Regions from separate parts of the Homo sapiens genome. Here region 1 is linked to region 2. The links are chromatin loops, found by intact Hi-C in ENCODE. Cell type or tissue: endothelial cell of umbilical vein. All regions are shown on one strand. Each heading gives the region's core, and the rest is flanking DNA. Links, peaks and the distances in the headings are about the cores only.

Evidence for each region. Hi-C counts contacts between places; a loop is a spot of excess contacts. Peaks named below come from ENCODE experiments on the same cell type or tissue, not always from the same donor. Only the 100,000 strongest peaks of a DNase experiment are listed, where the experiment ranks them.
Region 1: it touches region 2 in a loop (8-fold over the local background); 4 of 110 quality-filtered maps call a loop at or near these places.

What each region holds. Positions count from the first base shown.
Region 1 is chr11:43,305,995-43,315,768 of GRCh38, forward strand. API5 (apoptosis inhibitor 5) reads left to right here and starts at 6,002. Exons shown (of 14, transcript NM_001142930.2): 1 at 6,002-6,202. The coding sequence starts at 6,134. RefSeq lists an enhancer at 5,755-6,530. In endothelial cell of umbilical vein, for the core only: a CTCF peak has its summit at 5,922 (motif pointing right); DNase peaks (open chromatin) are centred at 5,927 and 6,527; H3K4me3 peaks cover 1,816 bases; H3K27ac peaks cover 1,386 bases.
Region 2 is chr11:43,571,396-43,580,891 of GRCh38, forward strand. It overlaps LOC124902807 (potassium/sodium hyperpolarization-activated cyclic nucleotide-gated channel 4-like), which reads right to left. Exons shown (of 3, transcript XM_047428006.1): 2 at 7,979-8,615. It also overlaps a transcript of HSD17B12 not described here. Among named protein-coding and RNA genes, the nearest start is that of MIR129-2, 5.2 kb to the right of the region's middle. RefSeq lists enhancers at 3,960-4,702, 9,284-9,496 and silencers at 5,624-5,918, 7,814-7,863, 7,964-8,223. In endothelial cell of umbilical vein, for the core only: CTCF peaks have their summits at 2,044 (motif pointing left) and 5,822 (motif pointing right); a DNase peak (open chromatin) is centred at 7,876; H3K4me3 peaks cover 883 bases; H3K27me3 peaks cover 6,909 bases.

The DNA.
Region 1 (9,774 bases), core at 1,271-9,270, 270 kb before region 2:
TTGACTAACATTGGAGATAAGGAAACCATTTAGGAACTGTGGCCATTGTTCAGATTTGAGGGGATAGGGTCTGACATGGGACAGAAGGAAGAGTGAGAAACACATAAATGTGTGATAGATTTAGGGTATAAAATTGAGACTTCTTATTGATTGAATGTAGTGTGAAAAGGAGGAGGAGAGAATGTTCAGGCTGAGAGGCAAAGCACTTCCACAGCAAAGTGTTGCCTTTTTGGCAAGGCATGGTGGCTCACATCTTTAATCGCAACACTTTGAAAGCCCAAGTTGGTGGCGGGTGTGGAGGCTCATGCCTGTAATCCCAGCACTTTGGGAGTTCGAGATGGGTGGATCACGAGGTCAAGAGATTGAGATCATCCTGGCCAACATGGTGAAACCCCATCTCTACTAAAAATACAAAAATTAGCTGGGCATGATGGCATGCACCTGTAGTCCCAGCTACTCCGGAGGCTAAGGCAGGAGAATTGCTTGAACCTGGAAGGCAGAGGTTGCAGTGAGCTGAGATCGTGCCACTGCACTCCAGGCTGGTGATAGAGTAAGACAAGAAAGAGAGAGAGAGAGAGAGAGAGAGAGAGAGAGAGAGAGAAAGGAAGGAAGGAAGGAAAGAAGGAAGGAAGGAAGGAGAGAGGAAGGAAGGAAAGAGAGAGAGAGAAAGAAGGAAAGAAAGAAAGAAAAGGGAGGGAGGGAAAGAAGGGAGGGAGGGAAAGAAGGGAGGGAGGGAAAGAAGGGAGGGAGGGAAAGAAGGGAGGGAGGGAAAGAAGGGAGGGAGGGAAAGAAAGAAAGAAAGAAAGAAAGAAAGAAAAGAAAGAAAGAAAGAAAAAGAAAGAAAGAAAGAAAGAAAAAGAAAGAAAGAAAGAAAAAGAAAGAAAAGAAGCCAAGTTGGGAGGATGGCTTGAGCCTGGGAGATTGAGGCTGCAGTGAGCCATGACTGCACCACTGCACTCTAGCCTGGGTGACAGAGGGAGACCCTGTCTCAACAACAACAACAACAACAACAACAAAAAAGCATGGGTTTTGGAATTAGGCTGCCAGGACTCAAAACTCATCTCAGTTAAGGAACATGGGACCAGTTAGTTCACGTCTCTGTGTCTGTTTCCTCATTTGTAAAGTGGAAATGATAATATTATCTCCTGGCTCATAGAGTTTTTGAGAATTGATTCACATGAAGTGCTCAGAACTCTGCCATCACTTAATATACGCTGGTTATTATTGGGATGACTCCCAATATCATTACCATCAGCATCGTCATCGATTTTGTCATCATTATGATCATTAGGACCAATTGTAGGCCTTTAGCTTAAATGACCAGCTAGAAATACATAAAAATAGGAAACGATTTAAAGCAAACCCCAGGACTCTTAGAGAAGAAAAAGGAGACCAAGAAGTGTTCACAAGCCTGACTAACGTGGCTAAGTAATAGACTGCATCAGGAAGAGTAGTGTTGAATGAAACCGCGTGGCAACTTAGACAAGCATGAGTTTTTTTCCATTTGTTTGGTTGTTATTGGGTTTTTTGGTTGTTTTGTTTTCTTTCATTTTGTTTTGTTTTGAGACAGAGTCTCACCCTGTTGCCCAGACTGGAGTGCAGTGGCACTATCTCAGCTCACTGCAACCTCCACCTCCCAGGTTCAAGCGATTCTCCTGCAGCTGGGACTACAGGCGCCTGCCACCATGCCCGGCTAATTTTTGTATTTTTAGTAGAGACGGAGTTTCACCATGTTGACCAGGCTGGTTTCAAACTCCTGACCTCAAGTGATCCTCCCACCTCGGCCTCCCAAAGTGTTGGGATTACAGGCGTGAGCCACAGTGCATGGCCCTCAAGGGTCAGTTTTAAAGGAGTTTGTATGAATAGCTATATTTTAGAATATAGAAACACTAGTTGAGTCTTTTTCCTCTTCTTAAATTTGTTTTCAAAAATGGATACATAAAATATATTATGTATATATATATATATATTGGCATACTTATTGTAATGAATTAAAACATTAAGCCAAAGCAAAGGTCCCCCGAGCAAACGCAGCTTTATTTCCTGCCCCGGATTGCTTTTTCTACGTTTAAACATATATGTATCACACATCAAATACCTAACTTGAAGGATGTGATCAAAACACAGTTTTATTGGCTGGGCACAGTGGCTCACGCCTGTAATCCTAGCACTTTGGGAGGCCGAGGCAGGCAGACCACTTGAGCTCGGGAGTTTGAGACCAGCCTGGGCAACATGGTGAAACCCTGTCTCTACTAAAAAGACAAAAATTAGCCAGGTGTGGTGGTGTGTGTCTATAGTCTCAGCTACTTGGGAGGCTGAGGTGGGAGGATGGTTTGAACTCAGGAGGTTGAGGCTGAAGTGAGCTGAGATCACACCACTGCATTCCCGCCTGGGCAATAGAGCCAGACCATGTCTAAAAAATATATATATTAAGCTATAATATATATAAAAATATATAAGATAATAAAAGTATATATGTAGCTATATATGTCTATATATATAAATATACATGTGTATATATATAGCTTTCTTACTGTCTTCCACCACGTCTTTAAAATTTATTCAGGTGGTGTCTTAGTCCATTTATGCTACTACAACAAAATACCTTAGAATGGGTAATCTATAAACAACAGAAACCTATTGCCTCAGTTCTGGAAACTGGGAAGTCCAAGATCAAGGCACCAGCAGGATCTTGCTCTCTCAAGCCTCTTGTATAAGGGCACTAATCTCATTGGTGGGAGCAGAGCCTTCAGGACATAATCATCTCTCAAAGGCCCCACCTTTTAATAGTATCTTGCGGGGTAGGTTTCAATACATGAATCTGGGAAGACCCACTCATTCAGACCATAGCAGGCAGGGTCATCTCATTCCAGCCCTAGAGAGAAATTCTGGCAGACCCAGGCCTTTTCTGCTTCAGAAATTAAAACGTCCATTCCAACATGTGAATCCAAACTTAATTTCCAATCAGATCTTCTTCTATTCTCCAGCTGAGGCCGCTCCCTATCTTGCCTTTCTTCTCTGTATCCTCCACTCAGTTTGGTGGGCAGCTTCTGACCCCTCCTGCGCAAATGCATTGAGAGGGGAACATGAGAAGAAAGGAAGAGGAGAACCTCGGAAAGGTCTGGACAGTGCAATACCACAGGCTCTCTCTGGTCTGATAGAGACCAGGTCTGTCCTGTGGGCCACTCCAAGGGGCCTTTAGAGGCCACTCCCAACGGTGACTCCCGTGAGGTGTTGATGTGCTGCTCGCAGTCACCACTCTCTGCGCCATTGACTCTCGCCATGGGGGCTTTCTTACTCTCAGGCAGAAGGACTCAAAATGAATCCAGAATCTCTTTCTCTTTTATATGGCTCATCTCTGCTATAAGGGAATCACTCCCATCCCCTCGCTCCAGCAAAATCTGGGAACACGGTAGATCCCAACATGGCCACCTCCACTCTGCAGTCACGGGTAACCTGAGCTTATCAGGCGTGTCCAGTCCTTTGTGTTTCTCAACCACCTGGGACCATATTTCAGGCTCCTCAAAATGGCCCCACGCTTGAGGGAAGGGGGTAGAAATTGCCCTCAACCTACTCACAAGACATCTTTCTCAAAAACATAAAAATAAAAAAATCACCAATTCTCATTTTATTCTCTAATTCTTTTTCTTTTTCTCCACAAGAGTCCAAATTGCAATTTTTTTTTTTTTTTTTTTTTTGAGACAGAGTCTTGCTCTGTCACCCAGACTGGAGTGCAGTGGCACAATCTCGGCTCACTACAAGCTCCACCTCCCGGGTTCACGCCATTCTCCTGCCTCAGCCTCCCAAGTAGCTGGGACTACAGGCGCCCACCACCACACCCAGCTAATTTTTTGTATTTTTAGTAGAGACAGGGTTTCACCGTGTTAGCCAGGATGGTCTTGATCTCCTGACCTCGTGATCCGCCCGCCTCAGCCTCCCAAAGTGCTGGGATTACAGGCGTGAGCCACCGCGCCTGGCCTGCAATTTTTTTTAACATTGAATTTTACACTTGATTTCTTATTTTCAGACAGGGGTCGTGCTGTGTTGCCCAGGCTGGACTTGAACTCCTGGGCCCAAGTGGTTCTCCCCGCTTAGCTTCCCAAATAGCTGGGACTGTTGGCTATCACGCTCAGCTCTAATCCTTTTTAGGATGTGAGATTTATCCTCAATCTAACTGAGAAGTACAAGAGCCGGGGAGTTCTTTTGTAATCATTTCCCGTGTATGTTCTGTACAAGTGGATGTGGCTTTGAAATTTACAGTCTATTATAGTTTGATATTTCAATCCTGAAATGTTAACATCCTTTAACATCCTTTTACACATACACACATAACTTTGTTTTGTATGCTTTGTATGTTTTACATAATGGGATCATCTTATACCTGCCTTTTAACTTTTCTTTTTCTTTTTCTTTTTCTTTTTCTTTTAATTTTTTTGAGATAGAGTTTTGCTCTGTGGCCCAGGCTGGATTGCAGTGGCATGATCTGGGCTCACTGCAACCTCTGCCTCCTATGTGCATATAATTCTTCTGCCTCAGCCTCTCATGCAGCTGGGACTACAGGTGCATGCCACCACGCCTGGCTAATTTTTGTATTTTTAGTAGAGACAGGGTTTCACCATGTTGACCAGGCTGATCTTGAACTCCTGACCTCAAGTGATCCACCCAACTCAGCCTTCCAAAGTGCTGAGATTACAGGCGTTAGCCACCGCACACGGCTATATATATATATAATATTATTATATAAATATAATTATCTTAATATATAAATATATATTATTATCTTAATATATATAATATATATTATTATCTTAATATATATAATATATTATTATCTTAATATATATTATTATCTTAATATATAATTATATAATAATATACAATATATAATATATATTATATATATAATTGTATATATAATATAATATATAATATATATTATAATATTAATATCATAATATTATATATGATATATAAATATAATAATATATTAATATATATTAAGATAATAATATTAATATATTAATTATATAATTAATATATTATATATAATATAAGATAATTATAATATATAATTGATAATATTGATATATTAATTAATATTATATCTCAATATATAGATATATTATAATTATATTATATAATTAATGTATTAATTAATATTATTATCTTAATATATATTAATATAATATTATTATATTTATATTATATATTATATATTTATATATTAATATAATATTATTATATTTATATTATATATTATATATTTATATATTAATATATAATGTTATATATTATATAATATATAATATTATATATTAATATATAATATTATATATTATATAATATATAAAATTATTATATATTAATATATAATGTTATATATTATATAATATATAAAATATTATATATTATATCATATTATATATATAATTTCATTTAAACTTGTATCTTAGAAATTCTTATCAGTAAGCGTACGTGATTTCATTTATTTATTATTCTTTTGGATACTGGACATAATCAGGTGGCCCCAATTCTTTACACTGGCAGCAAAGATAAGCAAATTCTTCCAGCAGGCCAAATTTGACCCCGCACTTGATGAGCGTGGTGGACACAGAGGGTTTTTTAATAGCATAGGAATGTTTTTTGCTTCCCACCGGACCCACTAGCCTCTAGTGCCACCGATTAATATTACCTTCCTTGAATCAGGAGGAAACCATTTGTGACTTCTCATATGTAAGATCTTCTAAGGGCAGAAACGCAATTGTCTTTGTATTCACTTCCCCGCCCACCCACACCCCTTCCATGGAGAGCCTGCAGCCAAGCTCAAGCTTTCAAAAAGGCGTGAGCTAATTCAATCATCCTTGCCGCTTTTTTGCTCCTCCAGGCTGTAGAGGGCGACAAAAACCGCGGAGGCGCATTGGGGTGGGGGGTGTCTACTGAAGGCCGCTCCCGACGTGCGCGTCTTTACGTAGACGTCGGGGGCGCAGCCGCGCTGTGCGCGGTGACTGGCGGCTGCACTGGCGGCAGCTGGAGGTGTAATAGTGCGGGTAGTGGGTTTGGAGAAGTTCCGAGGCGGCGGTGGCGCCGGTCAGGACAAGGATAGCGGAACCGGGCCCTGGGCTTGTCGCTCACCATGCCGACAGTAGAGGAGCTTTACCGCAATTATGGCATCCTGGCCGATGCCACGGAGCAAGTGGGCCAGGTGAGTTGAGTCCCCGGGCGGCCTGCAGGGCCTGGCGCTCCGCGGCCTTTCGAAAGCGCTTCCCGCCGCACTCCCCGGGCCGAGCGGGGGCTGCGGCTTCATCCTCCCGGGGCCTCCTAGCCTCCTCAGGCCGTCTCGTCGGGGTGGGCCTCTCTGGGAGTGTAGACTCTGGTTTCACCAGGGAGACCGCGGTCCCCAGGGTTCCAGGCTTCCTTGCCTCCCTTGCCCAGCCTTTTCTCACCGTGGCGTAACCTAACTCAGCCCGTTCAGGCTCACGTTAATTCTTCTCACGGAGCTTTTCTCTACAGGATTCTCTTAAGCCTTTCTCCTTTTCGGTGGAGCTCAGTGCTTCCAAGATTAGATCGGGAGTTTTCTTCATGAGGTCAAGATGTGTTTTTTTTGGGGGGGAGGCAAAATTCTGCTACTAATTGAAGAAGAGTGTTTAGGAGACAGAAGTTTGTGAGAAACAGAAGAGGGACTCTTTGGTCCAGACTTTGATGAGAGCTCACGGTTTCATTTATTCAGTGCATTTTTTTGAGTGCCGAGCGCTGGAGATACAGATGGAAAGGTCCGCGCTCTCCCAGAATGTACAGTTAGGAGGGAGTGTAGTAAGAAAGATAGGCATTGTGAGGCCCGGCTTGGTGGCTCACGCCTGTAATCCGAGCACTTTGGGAGGCCGAGGCGGGCGGATCACGAGGTCAGGAGTTCGAGACCAGCCTGACCCACATGGTGAAACCCTGTCTCTACTAAAAATACAAAAATTAGCCGGGCGTGGTGACACGCGCTTGTAATCCTAGCTACTCAGGAGGCTGAGGTGGGAGGATTGCTTGAACCCGGGAGGCAGAGGTTGCGGTGAGCCGAGATCGCTTCACTGCACTCCAGCCTGGGAGACAAAGCAAGACCCCGTCTCAAAAAAAAAAAAAAAGGTTTTTTTTAAAAATTTATTCTTTTTAATGAAACATGTTTGAAGAAAATAAAACAGGGCTGGGCGAAGGAGAGTGTGAGTGCGCAGCTCTGAATGGAGTTGTCTGGAAGAGCTCTCTTAACGATGCTTGCCCCCGATACACAGTTTCTCAGCAGTGTTGAATTATCCATACAAGTCATTTGTTCCCTGTATGAGTTTTCAAGTACTGGAGTACATTGAACTTGATAAGTGGTTGGGTATGTGTGTTCTTGGGAAAAGAACCAGGCTCTCCTGGAGGTAACCTTGATCATTGTTTTAGAAATCCCACACCATAGCTTTTCAGCGCTTAGAACTTTGTGATTTTTCTGCTTACGCATCCCTTCTTGGAGAAAGTGGAAGATTCTAGTCTATTAACAGTCGTGGGAGTACCTTTCCCGTCCCCTTTTCTTAACATAATTCAAATAGGACTTTTCTGAGCTGAACGAAAAAAAAAAAATTTCATGTTGGAGATTTATTGTAGCTTAATCTAGAATTAAGAATATACCAGTTTGAAATAGCAAATGATTTTTTTTCCTTCATTCCCTGTCAGTAGGGAATTTCACTTTTATCAGTAAGAAATGTATACGGATGTTCTGCTGTACATGTGGATAGAGTGTGTAGGTCGGTTGTGAAGGAGGAATATTCTGTTCATTAAGAAGGTAAAAACTGCCAGGCACGGTGGCTCACGCCTGTAATCCCAATTCTTTAAGGGGCGTGGATGGGCAGATCAGTTGAGATCAGGAGTTCGAGACCAGCCTGGCCAACATGGTGAACCCCCATCTCTACTAAAAATACAAAAATTAGCCAGGCGTGGTGGCATGCGCCTGAAGTCCCAGCTATTTGGGAGGCTGAGGCAGGACAATTGCTTGAACCCGGAGGGTGGAGGTTCCTGTGAGCTGATATCGGGCCACTGCACTCCAGCCTGGGCAACAGAGCAAGACTCCATCTCAAACAAAAAATTAAAAAAAAAAAAAGATACAAACTATGTGTGGTCAATCAGTTTGAATTTGTTGTTCCTAAAAAGAACTAGTAGTGAAGATATTCTCAATCGTATAATTTATCTGTGACTTAGTTGGGTAACTTTGTAGCAAATTGTTCTACCTACGTTAGACTTTGTTGCATATCAGTAGGGGGATAGGGTGAAAGCTACAACAGTGGTTGTGTCAGGAATCCTTCTAAGAAACCTTTGAAACCGTATACATAATGCTGTCCATCCCCTACTCTAATTTTGAGAGTTGCTTGCATTTCCTTCTCATGTCATCTTTATAAAAACCAGATTGAATTGAGAGTTCTCCCCAAGGGGTCAAAATGTCTTTCACAGCAAAAATCTACTCTTTATTTAGTAAGGGTACTTTAGAGACAAGTTTGTGAAAAATGAAAAAGGATACCTTTGTCTACACTTTAATGAGGACTCCATGCTTTATTCCGTACATTTCACCTACCATGTACCACACACCCGGCTGGACACTGAAATTTAACACAATTCTCTGTAGGTTATGGGTGATCAATGCGTTCTGTATTGACAACTGTCAAGCAACTATTTAAACAGTATCTCTGCATAATGAGATGTAGTGGTTAGCTCAGGCAGCTCAAATATTGTGAATTGTAGGAAAACCGAAGATAATGCCTACTAATTCTGCTCTGTTGGGTTATACTTCTCCCCTTTTAGATAAAATGCCTAAAATCACTTACTAAAAAAGACAGTAGGTTTTAGGATATTGCTTGTAATTTTAACTAACAAAGGCAAAAGCCACCTTAGTAGAGAGGACACCATTTCACTTGTTTTTAAGGAGAGAAAACCGTGTTCATGTTCTTGATGTAGCAAAGCCTGATTTTCATGTCAACTTATGAGAGATTTATGATCAGTACTAAGTTTCCTGGCAAATACCTGTCTGGATACTTCTGAGACTGCATTCAAGTTTGTCAGTCTTGACTTCCTTCTAACTTTTACTTTGATTATCAACCTTTACCAGAGAGGTGAGCACTACAGGTGTTCTGATTGCTGCCACTACAGACTATTCCCTCCCCATTATTGTCAATACTCCTTTCAGAGTAGTGCCTTCTAAATATATAAGGGTAAACTTACAAGCCGTCTGAGGTTTTATCGGCTAATTTCCCCAAAGCAGATCAAATCCTCTTTTTGAACCCCTTGGTACGATGTACTTACTAATAATGCTTCAGACTTGTATTTTATTTTATTTATTTCTGTACTTAAATTATAACGTCTCAAGGGTTAAATCCTTTTATGTATTTATTTATTTATTTATTTATTGCTTCTCTTCTTGCACTGTACCTTGCCCTTCAGTAAGCATTTCTTTTTCATAGTTGAAGAAATGTATTGGAAGAAGGAACAGAGAAACCATTTACAAAAGAAAAGAAAAACCATTTACACAGATTATCTCTAATGGATAAAGGGAACTTTATCATACACACACACATACATACATATATGAGCATGTATATTCTAATAAGCAAACTGCAGATGACAAATTCTAAGTGCAGAATTATTTAATACCTCAAATCTTCCAGTCCTATCATCTTCTCATGTAACTGCCATGTTCTGCCTATGCGTTCATCCTGCCTTTCCCCCACTCTGCCTCTGCTACTCCTTCAGGTCTCACTCTTCTCT
Region 2 (9,496 bases), core at 1,497-9,496:
TCATGTGCTTGCTTTAGCTCCCCTGTCTTTGCTGAGATCCTCACCATGAAACCAACTCTAGGTATTCCTGAGTGACTCTCTAGGTTCTCATTCTCTCCAATGTGCCTTTTATCAGCAAGGCATGGGAAAACCTATCATCTGGTTCTCCAAGGTGTCCAGCAGTTAGAATGGCTGAGAGGAGGGCATTTGAGTTTGCCCATCGATAATGGGGTTGTGCGAAAAGCAGATATTGTCTCAACTGTTCTGAAGTTGAACAATGTTACTTTCAGGTGAATAGACTGTTGAGACTATTTTGAGTTGTTGATGGCAACCAAAAAAAAAGGGGGAAGGGGTGGAATTACAGTCACTTTCCTCCAGCATCCAGTGGTCCTTAAAACTTTCACCCTCAAATCTCCAAATATGCTGGCTTCTAAGAAGTGCTTTCCAAGACCGAATATACTTCTTGATCAGGGTAAGTGATGAAAATGTGTATTTAACAAGGGGAGGGGATCTTGAAATAGCCTGAATTATGCATGCTGTGGCCTATCTACCCCCACCGTGCTAATGGCTCAGCCTATAAAGTTTTCAGAATCAGAAAAATAATCAGAGATGCTAGTTTCTGAAGGAGCGACGGAGGACTAGGATGACTAGCTAACTCAAGGTGCATGTAGACTTTCTGCTGTTCTTACTTTAGGAAAGGTTTCTTGGAAGACTGGACCAGGGAGTTCCTAATTCTTCCCTGGACCATCTCAGGGGCATCCTCGGTGTGAGTGGAAGCATGCTTGGATGCAGCAGCCTGAATGAATGTCAAGTTCACTGCATCTCCACCACAAACTGGTTGGTTTCAGGCAAATCCCTTGAGTTTTGGATGAGGCTAAACCAGCTAGGGCTTTCCTTGAAATAGGATGGAGGGGTCTCTTCTCACAGGCAGAGAGCCTTATTCAGGGGGCATCTATTCGCTAACAGGCTTCTTAGGAGGAATAGATCAGTCTCGTTATTCAGAAAATGTCTGAGAAAGTCCCAGACACCTCCAACTCCACATGTTGGGGGATAGACCTGGAATATTAAAGATCAGAGGTTGGAATCGAGGCAACATGATGGAGTGATGTGGCATGAGTATTGGAGCCATACAGATATGAATTTGATCTGATCCTTAGTTTTGTAACTTCAAGTTCTAAGACTTTTAGACAAGCTGTTTAAACGTTATGGTCTCCATTTCCCTAGCTTTCAAATGGGAAAAATAATAACTGTTTTGGGAGTGATTTCTATGCTCAACAAGCCTAAGGGGTAGGTACCATTATCATAATGACACCTAGAGAATTGCCTTAAGGATTAAATAAAGCTTCTTATGTAAAAGTGTCCGGCACAGTGTCTGGCATATAGTTGAAGCTGAAAAACTATTGGTTTCTTCTCTCTCCCTCTTTTCCTTAGGCCAAAATAGTTCTGCTCCCTGATGAAGACACCTTTAGGAAAAGAGGAATCCTTTTCCTAGACTTCCTCCCTGAGGGACTTCCCTTGGTTGATATCATGGGAGCTGGACTGTTTTTCCTTCTCCAAATCCAGTACATTACCTACTGGCATTTTTCGTGGTGCTTGGGGAGGAGACAGTCGACGCAGGCAGGAGTTTCTGGGCTTCGCTCACCCTGAAAGAGAGGAGACTCAGTTCTTTTCAAGGGCTTCGTGATAAGCAGCCTACTCCCACAAGCCCTCTGGGGGAGCATTGGGGGAACGAGTCCTCCTCATGCTTGGGATGCTCTGGAATGAGCTGGCAATGCAGAAGGCGGTTTTCACCTTGGACAGGTTCCACATCAGTCTATTCATTTGCAGGGTCTTTAGCTTGACTGCTCAGACAGGAATTGGGCACCACAGCCCTTAGTACAGGATGATGAGACAGCTCGGGAAGCCAATTTCACCAGCTCCAGCCCAGACATCCTCCAAAGGACCTGACTGAGGAGTAGGGGAAATGGAGATGCTAGCTATGGAGGTCTAACTTTCTGCAGATGTTTCTGCGGAGCTTCCAAGCCCCTCTCTGTCTTGATTACTGGAGCAAGACAGAAACAAGGCAGAGAGGCGCCCTCTTCTGGGAGGGAGGAGCAAAGACATTGAATCCACCAGGAAGCCGGCGTTACACCAGCATAATTTTGGCTGCTGCCCTTAAAGTTCTGATGTGCATTTCTTCCATTTCCAACGCTACCTTACTTGTTAGGACTAGATTCTGGGTTTGCTTAAAAGTTGTTAAGTGATTTTAAATGAATCTGTCTTGATCTCAACATCAGACACAATAACACTCAGCCACTATATACAGCATAGAAAGCAGTTACATTCTAAAGTGCCCTGCTCTGTATAGTTTCAATAGTCCAAACAGAAACCATGTGGCTTCTGTGAATGTGCCCACACACATGAATTTATGCTTACACATACCTAATTTCATATCTAAAAACATACCTACTCTGTGCCTTTAAAAACATGTTTAGCCTGACATTTTCATTAATCCAAGGAGACTTTATTGAAACACTGCCGGCGTCTCCTGTCCATCTGGCCACATTTGATGACCCCATGTGATAAGTCATCTTCAGTGCAAGAACCAGGGCCGCCTCCCTCTCATTGATATTTCTCCTGACTGCACACCTCCCAACTGCAGCAACATTCTCACATGCATGCATGTATGCAATCGTGAGCTAAAAATAAACAGCTGCTGATGGGCTGCCAGAGGGTGTCCTCCATACACAGCAGACGTCCTCTGTCTCCCTTTAGTAGGCACAGCTAAAGCCACAGACAGGAATTGAGGGTAGTGGATGGGCTAAGCTTAACCCCAAATCTCTCAGGCAAGTTACAAAGAGTAGGAGATCCTGAAAAGGGAGATGACACAGCTGAGGCCCATGATCATTCTCTCCCAGGCCTTGTGCCCCAAATCCAAGTGATAACCTCTGGAAAAGTGTTTACTGGCATCAAAGGAAACCATTGCAGGGAAGGTCGATAATTAGGGTTAAGAAAGAAGATCAGCCATTCCTCCAGCCATGATTGTAAATAGCTCTCTGCTTTCTGGTTTTCCCCCTCTCAGGGCAGAAGTTATCCAAGTGGATCTAGGATATGTGTGCATTTAAGGAGGGTGATTTGTGTGCATGTGGTTTTGTTCAGATCTTCCAATCTGCAAGAATTCTCCCCACCTCCATCACTCATCAATCAAGAAACCCTTTGTCATGCTGAGGTGTGGCATTTCTTCTGCTGAAAACCTCAGATTCAGACACACCCCACACACCCTGAGACACACACATCCACACACACATGCACACCCTTCCTCACCCTTAGGAAGCAAGCTCCATTCAGATTGGTTTAAAAATAGCACTAATCCATTGAGCTCATTTTTCAGGGACATTATTTTAAGCAGAAAAAAGATATCCTGGTCTTTGAGAGGGAGAAAGGGTAAACGTCACCTCGCCTTAAAAAGTCCTGATAATGTCGCTGGAGACTAAGCATTTGCAGTCTTTGTTGAATTTTCTCCTCCTCCTACCATTCAACAAAAGTTATTTATTCCAGAATACCCTGCTATCTGGGTATTTATAGAGGTGAGTTTCCTCTTCGGGTGGAGAGCAGAGGGGAAAGCCGCAGTAGCAAGCCGGACACTCCCCTCTGGGCGCTCCCCACCGCCAGAACTGACGCCTTCGAGGGCGGTGGATTTGTGAATCAGCTCCCCTTTCCCCCACACAGGGGAGCCCCTAAATGGCTGCTGGCCATTTGCAAAGGGTTGTGTGCATGTGTGTATTTAATTGCAGGCTTATTTGTTTCTGCTCTGGGAGTCTGTCCGTCTCTCTGTAACTCGGATCATTGCTCTCTGGGAAGCTGTATAACTGGCTGATTCCGTGGGAGACCAGGCAGGATGCGTGGGCGCAGGAAACAGAAGAGGGAAAAGGAGGGAGAAAAAGAGAGCAGGAGGGAGAGAGCGGGAGCCTTAGAATCTGTTATTTGCGTCACTCGAGGAGCCGGGGCTATCTGCCCGACAAACACACAGAATTAATCCGAGTTACAGCCATAGCTGTCTATGCTACAGTGACCAGATGAGAAAGGGCGGGGAAAGGACGCGCGCGGGAGCGTGTGCACGGCCGAGTTTGCATTGGGCGTCTTGGGAGAGTTTGGGGAGGGGGCTGTCCTGCTGGGCACGCCCCTCGGGGCCCCGCTTGCCCGGTGCAGACTAGGCTGCAGCCTGCTCTGCAGCTGCCCAGCCCAAGCCTGGGGTGGCGCCCGCCTCGGCCGCCTCGCCTGCTCAGTGGCTGCGTGGAACACAAAGCGCTGTCTCCGAGCAGAAGCGTCTTCTCAGCTGAACCAGACCCACCAAAGAGGAGAATCTGCACGTGACGTCAGTAGCTGATGACTGACGCAGGCTGGCAAAGGAGACTCAAGGCGGCTGCTCCGCGCTGCCTTCATGAGTCTATTTTCTCCAGCCCCCTCGTAGTGAATTACTAGAACGCAAAACACACACACAGACACACATATGCAGCTTTCAAAATATACATTTCCAAAGGCGGTGTGTTGCAAACACAACGCGATTTTGCAGAGCGTGGGTGGGAAACGTGGGAAGGGTATGGATGATTTTTTTTTTCCTCATCTGGGAATCTCCATCGTGGATAGCAATCGCTTCTAGAGCTCTCCTGGGAAGCTCCTCTGGGGAAGGGGCTATGCCCCCCCACCCCCTACTTTCCTCAGCATGTAGGGAATCTGATCAATGGAGACATGCAGCTCTAAGAATACAACCACTCCAACGCCTTCTGCTCGGGGAGACTGCGAGGAGCTTGCAACAGGCAGAGACAGATGGGAGTTAACGGGAGGGAGGGAGAATATAAGAAATATTTGGGTATTTTTCTGATTTGAAAAACATTTTCTGCAGTTATGCAAGTGAGTCTGGTGGTGCAGGAAAAAAAAGTGAGGAGGGGGCGTTTAATGCACATTTAATGTTTTGGAAGTAAGGTTCCAGCGAAATGCCTTTGTGTGTGGAGGTTTTTTCAGTACTTGCTAAAAATAGCATCAGGGTTTGATCGTGTTCCAGAAATAAACCGAGGGCTGTACTGGGATAAAAAGCCAGCGCGGGTGGAAGAAAACCTGGACATCACCGCATTCCTCCCCCCACAACTATGTCTGGAAATTAATTGTTGGATTTTTCCTCTCCTCTCTCCTCTTTCCATCCACTTTCTCTTTCCTCCCCCTATGTTTCTCTTTCTCTCTCTTAAGGAGTTCCCGTTTGGGTAAGTAATATTATGTCATGTGCATGCCGCAGACTGTGAGTATGAGCTGACGCTTACTTTGTGCATGCTCCGGGGTTCTTTTTTGGCTGCCTTTTTTGCCCCTTCTAAAGAGGATAGTGGGACTGACTAGGGGGTAAGGGGTGTAGCTGTGTGCGTGTGTATGTGTATAATGAATTTGGGGCTGCATGCAAAGAAACCGAGAGAGGGAATTCTTGCAGAGCCGGGAATCACCCTGACGAATCTCTGAATCAATAGCTGCTGCAACTCTCTCTCGCGTTATGGGTCGGCGCTGTTGAGCTCGGTTTTCTCGATGGCCCCCTCCCCTCCCCATTTTCTCTGTCTTAAAGGATGGCCAGACACGATTTAATGGGCCATATCTCTGAGAGATTAATGGAGACTGTGCAATATAGATCAAAATTGCATGGATGGGGTTGGGTAAAGAGAGGGAAAAATCTCTACTCCTTTGACAAACCTCCCTTTTGGTTCCGGTCCGGGAACTAAGGACGGCGACCCTGGTTCGGGCTGGCCCAAGACTCGGTTGCTGTCCACGGAAGATAGGTGCTGAAAATGCCTTGGTCCTCAGTGAGTTCAGTTCCGTGCGCCAGGGGGCGGGGTTGGCGCCAGCTGCGGTTAGCCCCGCCCTGGATGCAGGAGAGGGATACGGGGACGAGAGGGTTAAGGATGTTCAAAGGGATAGTCGTGACTTCGGTGAGAGCTTTGGGGGGAAGGAGGGGTGAGTGGGAAGGAAAGGAAAAAAGATTTAAAGGAGGGGGAGCGAAGTGTTAGATTCGAGGATGAGCCAAGGCCCGGCGTTTCAGGAATGGAAGGCCAGTGGCTCACCGGCTTTCCCTGCAGAGGCCAGGCACTATCCGGGTCTCCATTCCCAGGATCCCGCACCTTCCCGCCAGTGGGTTTGAAAGATTTCTCCTCGGTGATGGTGACTCAAAATAAGAGCCTATAGGTTGTTTTATTCGGACCCTCGTCCCCTCCCACTTCATGCCCCCCATACCCCCGTATTCTGTAATTCCCGGGAGGTGTGTAAAGTAGTGTGGTGTGGCATTTTTCTTATTATTCCCCCCTTTTCGCATGCTAGTCATAGAAGCCCCAAGTGAGTTGGTGGAATTAGTGAATTAGAAGCCAAAGCACAGGAGTTGCTGGTGCGATGCGCAGAGAATCCAAGCTAGGGAACATCGCGGGGCGCCTTAAAGCCAAAAGCTAAAGGAGTCTAAATCAGCCTGAAGGGAAATTGGGGAGGAGGTGTTCTCTAAGTTGCCAAATGTTATTGGGAATACCATCAGCTCTCTGGGGTTGTGGGCTGGACCCAGACTGAGATTCAGTGCAGTCAGCTCCAGACACTTTGGCCGAATCTGTGGCCAGACAGGTGAGGAGGGAGGAAGATTATCAGAGGCAGAGGGGGAATGAGTATCACGCGCACACAAAGACATTCATGCTGATTAACTCCAGGAGAGGGAGAATAAAAGTACATCCTCAAGCTGGCCCGTGAGGATGGGCTGTAGACTGTGGGAGAAATGAAGCACTCTTGCAGGTCTGCAGTAAGATTTGTGTACGTGCAGGAATATTTTATATGTTTATTAAAAAATATAAACTCGGGACGGTGAGGTAAGTATTAGTGGGGCTAGCCTTCAGGACAGAGAAGAGACCAGGTCTCTCTGCTTCATTCACCCCTTCCCTTCTGTCAACAGCCTCTGGCTTTAGTGACCTGACCCCGATACAGGGTAACAGGGGTGCAGCCCGGGCCGGGGGATGAGAGGGTGGGTGAGTTATGTTTAGCTCAGAAGCCGTCCCTCTCTCGGAAGGTTCCCTGACTGAGACTGAATATTCAACTCATAATAGTAACAAGGGCTTTTACCGATGTGCAGAATAACACAAATAACGCTGCAACCCACACTTTGTCTTGACAATTCAGTTCAAACCAAAGCTGCTCACAGCCTCTCGGCCCACCCCGCGGCCTCCTCGTCATTCACTGGGACCTACTGGTTCCCTTTCCCAAGCCTCGCCCCTCTCAGCCCTGCAAGTTGCGTGGTTGTGTTTACAAATTCTGCCACAATTGCAAAGGAAATAGGGGTGGGGGGAGCGGTCGGGGCGGGAGTGGTGGTAGCGCCAATAAAGCACTTGCAACACGTGGAGCGGTGGTTGGGGGGAGGTGTCCAAGAGTCAAGAAGGGGGCGGAGGGACACCCCATGGCCTCATTTCCACCTCCCCATTCTTCCCCACCCCTTCTCATTGCTTGGCACAATGCACAAGTTTACCCCCCGAACTGGATCCTATTAAATAATTCAATGGTAGCGGTGTAATTTTGGTTGGAACCAGCACGGATTCCCAAGTCGTGACTGCAAAAAGTGAGTAATGCGCGCTGGCTGCGTCATGGCTCTAGTCACAGTTCATTCCGAACTGAGAAGGAATCGTGACTTCGCCTGGAGACGTCCCCTACATGGGAGATGGGGGGCGGGGGGGCACCAAATCAGTGGGGACGGGGGTGGGGGGGAAGACCTATCCAATGAAAACCGCTGCCAGGGGGGCATTTGAACTCCGTCGCTTGCTGTCTCGCTGTCCCCTCTCTGCCCCGCGCACCTCGCTCCCCCTCCCGGCCGGCGCTCGCAGTGGCGCGCCTGCTCGCTCTCCCGCTAAGCGACGAGTCTTCAACAAGTTGGAGGAAGGCAGGAACGCAGGGGTTAAGCTCGGAAAGCCGCAATTACCAAGATCGTGACCCTCCCACACAGTACAGTAACTTATATACTTACCTGGAAGAACCCGCTTTGCCGCCGGGCAAACACCCGTGGGGGGCGGGGAGGGGCCGGAGGGAGCGGGCCGGCAGGAGAGGGGCTGCTTCCAGCTGGCTGCAGTGCGGACGGGACCGGCGCGCTCCCGTGGCCCCCAGACCGAGGTAAGGAGCAGGGAGTCGGCGCCCGGGTCGGCTGGTGGTCGGTCGGCTCACTGGTAGTCGGTCGGCTCACGGGTAGTCTGAGCAGAACTTTTTTTTCCCAGTTGCCCCGCGCCGCGGCGGCGGCGGGCGCAGACCGCGGAGCCCCTCTGGCGCGGCGGGCGCGCAGACGCTCGGAGGGTGTGTGCTTGCGTCTGTCAGTCCCGGAGCCGAGGGGATGCCGTGGGAGGGTGAGTGGGTCGCGGAGCTGCAGGAGGGTGATGGATGGGCGAAGGGGGTGGGTCGACAGGGACTTGAAGACAGTGCCTCCACCGTCGAGAGACGTTTTCTCCGGGCGTGCTGGGCGAGGGTGGGAGTGTGTGTGCGCGCGCGCGCGCCCGCCCGCACGTCGATTCCAGGGTGCCAAAGAACAAATATGGCAACTTTCCCCCCAAGTTCTTGCAATGTTTGCAGTAACCCATCCTGGGTGAGGTTTCCCCCACTGGGGGACTATACTGCTAGGGAGGGAGATAGTCAGGACGTCCCTTAGCCCACACCCTGCTTAGGTACTAATGGGGGGGGGGAGGGGCAGGAGAGGATGTGGGAAGGGTGGCGCTGCACTGCGAAGAAGGGCAACCCCTCAAAGTTTGGATGGATGGGATGGAGGAGGGGGCCGAGCGGGATGGAGGAAGAGGGAGGGAGGAAGAGGGAGGGAGGGAGAGTGAGGGAAGGAGATCTCCTTTCTCCCCATCTCTAGTCTTCCCTCCCCTCCTTTCTTCCTCCCGCAGAAGGTGGAATCTCCCGTCGTTGTGGGGTCAGGCAGTCAATGACGGGTTCGCCCCTTGTTGTTCCCCCTAGCATTCTGCAGAATGGGTAGAGAGTTGGGGGCGGGGGGGTGGGCTGCAGAGTTGAAAGTGCACCTGAGGCGAATGGGCCATTAAACACCCAATACTGAGACGGTTTCGGGGAGGATGCGGAGGGAGGAGCTTCACCTAGTTGAGCATTCAGAACTTTGGGTGGGAAAGGGGGTGTTGAGACATTCTCAATTTTCTAGAAATAGGATGACTAGTGTGGAGTTTGGGTTTATTTTATGTTCATCTTTGTCATTTTTCGTCTGGATCTTCTGGCTTGGGTCCCGTTGGGAGAGGTCGCTCTCTTAAACCTCTCTTTCCCAATACATCGCGCTACCCCCTCACTTGGGCTGGAATGAGGAGGGGGTCCTGAACCGCTTTTTTTGGCAACAACAATATTTTAACATGTTCCAGTCTAGGTTTTGTTGAATAATTAGAAATGGAAATATTTTTTTCTCCCTCCCCCTTCTGAAAAAAAAGGGGGAAATGTGAGCTCTCTTCTGATTGGTGGGTGACGATTTTAGTCCGCACCAATGAGCTGGCGGCCT